Linked DNA regions of Homo sapiens: region 1 is linked to region 2. Evidence: chromatin contacts called from ENCODE Hi-C or POLR2A ChIA-PET data. All regions are on one chromosome and are shown on one strand. Each heading gives the region's core, a stretch centred on a gene start or an enhancer-like site at or near the end of the contact. The rest is flanking DNA. Distances are from core to core; before and after follow the strand shown. Region 1 holds the start of PRR15 (proline rich 15). Region 2 holds the start of TRIL (TLR4 interactor with leucine rich repeats).

Evidence for each region. A loop is a pair of places that touch in the nucleus more often than their neighbours do. ChIA-PET counts read pairs that join two places held with the same protein, here RNA polymerase II (POLR2A). Pooled maps may share reads with other maps.
Region 1: a map with no recorded cell type shows a loop between it and region 2 (12-fold over the local background). The contact joins the promoter of PRR15 here to the promoter of TRIL in region 2. A Hi-C loop is called at or near these places in 8 of 37 single-sample maps with no recorded cell type and 10 of 50 pooled maps. POLR2A ChIA-PET finds 5 or more read pairs at or near these places in 2 of 52 experiments (HepG2 and WTC11).

The regions. Positions count from the first base shown.
Region 1 is chr7:29,562,582-29,565,281 of GRCh38, forward strand. It overlaps PRR15 (proline rich 15), which reads left to right and starts at 1,254. Exons shown (of 2, transcript NM_175887.3): 1 at 1,254-1,796. It overlaps PRR15-DT (PRR15 divergent transcript), which reads right to left and starts at 1,110. Exons shown (of 2, transcript NR_183550.1): 1 at 807-1,110.
Region 2 is chr7:28,957,051-28,959,750 of GRCh38, forward strand. TRIL (TLR4 interactor with leucine rich repeats) reads right to left here and starts at 1,280. Exons shown (of 1, transcript NM_014817.4): 1 at 1-1,280. The coding sequence starts at 996.

The DNA of each region.
Region 1 (2,700 bases), core at 4-2,503, 610 kb after region 2:
AGATGCTCAGTTGCTCCACACCCAGTCCTTCAGGGGAGTTATGCTTGCATATGAGCTCAAGGAACATCAAAATCGTTTTTTGAAACAAGAGCATCCTGGAAGATGAAGCAAGCTGCACCTCTGCCTTCATTAGTGAAAATGCCCTGTGCCAATATCTTTATGTCAAATGAATAAAAAGTACTCTTGGCCGGGCGCTGTGGCTCACGCCTGTAATCCCAGCACTTTGGGAGGGAGGCCGAGACGGGCGTATCACGAGGTCAGGAGATCGAGACTATCCTGGCTAACACGGGGAACCCCGTCTCTACTGAAAATACAAAAAATTAGCCGGGCGCAGTGGCGGGCGCCTGTAGTCCCAGCTACTCGGGAGGCTGAGGCAGGAGAATGGCGTGAACCCGGGAGGCGGAGCTTGCCGTGAGCCGAGATCGCGCCACTGCAGTCCAGCCTCGGCGACTGAGCGAGACTCCGTCTCAAAAAAAAAAAAAAAAAAAAAGTACTCTTATGTGACCAGGAGTGCAATCCCCGGTTCACTTCCTGCAGTGGCTCAGGGCTGGATTTACACTGCCCTCGTTGGGTGGCTGTCCATGGACTTCCAGGCCTGAAAGAAGGAAATTCACATCCTCACTGAGTCGTGTTAAGAGTCTCAGACTGGCAGGTTGTGGTGGTTAAGACCGTAGAAGCTAGAGTCAGGCCCCCTGGGTTCCAACCCTGCTCTGCCACGTACCAGACAGGCAAACCTGAGCAACCATTTTCCCGTGCTAGGGTTTCCTCGCCTGTCGAGTGAGAATAATAATAATAACAATACCTACCTCCTAGGGTTGCTGTGAGAAATAAATGACAATCCACAGAAAGCGCCTGCAACGGCGCCTGGCTGGCAAACAGCGGACTTGTTAATTACAGCCTTTCAACTAAGGGCGCCTGAAACTCGCAAACATTTTGCTCGGGTGTGGATTCGCTCCCGTTAGTTACAAACTTGGGATCCCGGGACCCGGAAAGCAAGGGGGAAAAATAAATCGCGATGGGGCCAAGGGACAGCTGCTGCGGCAACTTTTACCCAGCGGAGCCCACCTACAGCCTCAGCCTCCGGGTCTCAGGTCTCCGCCGTTTCTTCTCAAGGAGTCGGTCGGGGGAGCGGCACTGCACAGCTTTTCTCCAATCAGACACCTCAAGGCTGGCGCCTGATCCAATCTCCTCCCCTGGAGGGTGGGAACGCGAAGTTCCTACCTGCACCTGTGGCAGCGGTGACCGCCTCCTGGGTTATTTTCTTTTCTCCCCCAGCTGCCCCAGGGTTCTGGTTTCCCGAATCACTTGGCAAATAACCAGCAGGTGGGCAGATGTCTTTTTTGCGTTCCTACGGACGCGTAGGCAAGTTCGATGCGCCGGAGTGAACAGCCAGGGTCCCATCTCTCAGCCGGCTCCCGGGCGGTGCTAGCAGGGAAGAGGGACGCGCCGGCGAATGAAACACTACTAGCCCGGAAAGCCGCCCTGGACCTTCCACCCGGGCAGCGAGTCTGGCGGCCCCTCGCCGCCGCCCCCTCCGACCAGAACAGACTGCGCTGCGAGCCCCGGGCTTCCGCCGCAGCGCGCAGCAATTGGAGGTGCCAGAGGAGACCAGCAGCAGCACTTGATTTAGCTGGGCTGCGGGAATTCCGACCTGTACACTTTCCAGAAGCCTGATCTCTCCAAGTCCGCGCCCAGGGACTCGAGCCCCGGCTTCCAGGTTGACCCGAGCGCGCCCCCTTCGTGCTCTCGGCCGCGTTCACCGCGCGAGGCCTCCGGGTCCTGTTAAGCCCGAGCAGGTGAGCGACTGGGGGTGGTTCGGCGTCCGCCGAGACAGAGCCTGGCCCCGGGGGTCACCCTGGGGTGCTGCCTGGTACCTCCCAGGTACCCGCCTCCCGGAGCCCTAAGAGAGGCTGAAAACCACGGACGCTCCAGGACTCCGTTTTCTGTACTTTTGAGTAATTTGCCATCTTTTCCTTGCGCAATTCGTACAAAGCCCTTCCGTGCTCACAAAGTTGATGATTGTGAAGAAGAAAATGTAGGTTAGAGGAGAGGAAGCAGCATCAGGACACCTTACCACCACTGTTAGTAAATGACTTGGGGGTACGGGTTGCTTTTCCGATCTGCAAAGTAGGAGGGAATGGGATGTTTGCAGACGCAGTTGCTAATTGTGCCTGAGGGCGTGGGTGCCTTTTGTACCGAAAGAACTTTTGGCCGTTTTTTCTTGTATTGTTTTCAAGTCGCTGCCCGAGTGTGTCCTCAGGGCATCCTGGGGAGGAGCCGGTGTTGCGGTTTCGGGGCGCAGCCGAGGCCGCCCCGCCGCCTCCCGTAGGCGATCAGACTTCCTCTCCCTGGCGGTTCCGGGAGGAGAACCTCCTACAACAAACACCGCCGAAGTTTCCCTCTCCAGCGCGATCGCCAATCCCAGGAGCGCCCGGCGCGTGGGCTGGGAAGGAGCCGAGCGGAAACCTGGAAGTGAGCCGCGGCGCAGGCGAATCCTGCCGTTGCTGGTGGCAGCGCCCAAGAGACCCCGCACAGAAAGTGGGCTGGGAGTCTCGCTTGCTGTACCCGCACCTAAGTGCTCAGAAGCGGCCTTTCGCTCTGCAGAGGGGGGGTCTTAGAAGCTTGGGGAAGAAGCACATTGTTTCGGAGTTCCTTGTTGCGTTCTTTCTCCTTGGGAGGAGGGAATTGCACAAGGAAAAG
Region 2 (2,700 bases), core at 30-2,529:
CAGGCTGAGCTCGCGCAGCCGGCCCAGGTGGCCGAAGGTGGCCGGGTGCAGGGCGGACAGCTCATTGCCGCTCAGGTCCAGCGCCTCCAGGCTGTGCAGAGGCTCCAGCAGCGCAGTTGGCAGCTGGCTCAGCCGATTACCCTCCAGGCGCAGCTCGCGCAGGGCCTCCAAGCCCCAAAAGGCCTCAGGCGCGAGGTGCGTGAGCTGGTTGCCCCTGAGCGAGAGCAGGCCGAGACGTGGCAGGTGCTGGAAGATGCGCGGCCCGAGGTGCTGCAGGTTGTTGGCCGAGAGGATGAGGGAGGAGAGGGAGCGCAGCGGTGCGAAGGTGGCCGCGTGGCGCAGGGAGGGCTGTAGCTCGTTGGCAGAGAGGTTGAGGAAGCGCAGCTTGCCTAGCTGGGCGAAGGCGTTCTTGCCCAGAAAGCGGATCCGGTTGGACTCCAGATGTAGGTAGAGCAGGTTGCCCAAGGGAGCGAAGACCGCGTCCGGCAGCGCCCCCAGGGCGTTCCCGTCCAGCCGCAGCTTGACTAGACTCTCCAGGCCCTCGAAGGAGCCGCGGCTTAGGCGGCTGATCTCGTTCCCGTTGGCGTAGAGGATGCGCAGCTTGCGCAGCGGGGCCAGCGTGCCCGGGGCGAGCGCCTGCAAGAGGTTGTTCCCCAGGTACAGCTCTTCCAGCCGCGAGAGCTTCTCGAAGGTCTTGGGGTGCAGAGAGCGGATCTGGTTGTACTGCAGGTCCAGCCGTCTGAGCTGCCCCAGACGGTGGAAGTCGAAGGCCGTGATGTTGGTTATGAAGTTGCCGCCGAGGCTGTAGGTGAGCACGTCGTGGGGGCTCGGCAGCGAGCTGGTCTTGGGCACTACGCGGAGCCCCCTGTTGGTGCACAGGAGATGCTGGGGATGCTGGCAGTCGCAGCGCTCCGGGCACACGGGCTCGGCCAGCGGCGGGAGCGCGAGGCAGCCGCACACCACGAGCAGGAGGCGCAAGGCGCGGGCAGCCTCCATCGCCTCCCGCCCTGCGTGCAGCGGCCGGATCGTCCTCTTGGCCCGCCGGCTCTGTGTCTCCTCTGCATTCCCCTTAGCCTGGCCAGAGTCGCTAAATGGCCTCTTTCGGACTTCGCAGCGCCGTCCAGCCCCTCCTCCGTCCTTTGTCCGGAGGCCGGCCCGGGTCTCTGCAGGCGGGCTTCGCCCGGCCAAGTCAGGCGGCGCGGGGCGCTCTGCAGACCCCGGGTACTACTTGTTGCATTTCTGTATAAAACTGTTTCTCCGGGTGCGCGTCGGCGGGCGGGAGGAGGGAGCAAGACCCGGCGCTTTTTGTTTGCAGCTGAGTCCGGAGAGCTGGATTCCCTGGCGCGGATTCTCCCAGCCGAGTGGATTCCCCAGCTGCAGGCGGGAGCCGTTCCAAGAGCTTCGCGGGGCGCGGCTTGGCAGCAGAGCCCCGGCTGCTCGGCCCCCGCAGACGGCACCTTCTCGCTCGCGGTCCCGGACGGGGAGGGCGGCTCCAGTGCAATAGCTCGGGGAGCACGCGGGCTGCGTCCGGAAGGGACCCAAGTCTGCGAGCGGAGAGCAAACGGGGCGGAAATTCGTTCTTCCCACACTCTGCCCGCGGGGACGCAGGCGGAGAAAGAGGAGACGGCAGAGGGAGGACAGACCCCGGCAGGGGGAGGAGGAAACACTAAGTGGCTCCGCGTCTGGTCAGCCCGGGCCCGGGATGCCAAGTGAGAAAAGTAGGGATTAAAAACAGCTGTACGGGCCGGACACGCTAGGCCGGGGGCGGGGGAGGATTACCGGGCTAGCAAACGGGATTTGCAGACAGAGACCTTTTTATTTTAGACGAGTACACCAGCCGCTTCTGAGCAGTGGGAGCGCGCCTGGCCTTCCTCGTTGTTAAGTCACTTGCTCTTCCAGGTGCCACCCTGCGGGAAGTTTGGGCAGCACGGAGTCCGCCAGCATTCTACAGGAAGTTTGGGGGAGCACAAGGTTGCCTGCAGAAGGCCATCAGAAGGGGGTAGGTGAACCCAGTCTGACAGTTGCTGCTTGGGTTTTGACGTCGTTGGACTAGTAGCTGAGGAGAGGCACCACCCCCTTTTAGGTGTCTGAAGGGAGTATTTACTCCATCCTGCTGTGGGCTAGAACATGAAGAAATCACAGAACTGGTTCTGCCAACATGAAAGTGTCTCTGCCACATTTTGGTGATTCAGTCGCATTAACTCTCCTACAGTAATAGAGCCCCTGGGGTAGGCTCTGCTCGTGTGCACATACATAATAACCTTCACAGATCCTAAGGTAAACGTTCCTTGCAGGGCCCTCCTGCTTTACGCCTGGACTTGCAGTGATCTTCAAAGTCTTTAGGCCCAAAAATGTTCAGGCCTGGCTCAGTTGGGGAAGCATTATTATTTATTATCTCTAGGGAATGGAGCATTTAATCAACGGCTCCTTTGGGATCAGCCCCTGCTGAGAATGAGAATACACAAGGAGGAGTTGTTAATTATTAATTATTGTTTCTTTATATAAACCATCTTGCTAAAAAATAAGGGCCCTTCCCCTATCCAAGGTGTTGAGAAAACGTAAGTTTTGAGGACGTACTCTGCAACAATGTGGAAAATTAAAGGAAAGATACAGATCCTCACCTGAAGACAATGACAATCTAGTGGGAAGGGCAATGAATGCATTGAAAGGTTAGATAATAATATAAGGCAGTAATAGAGA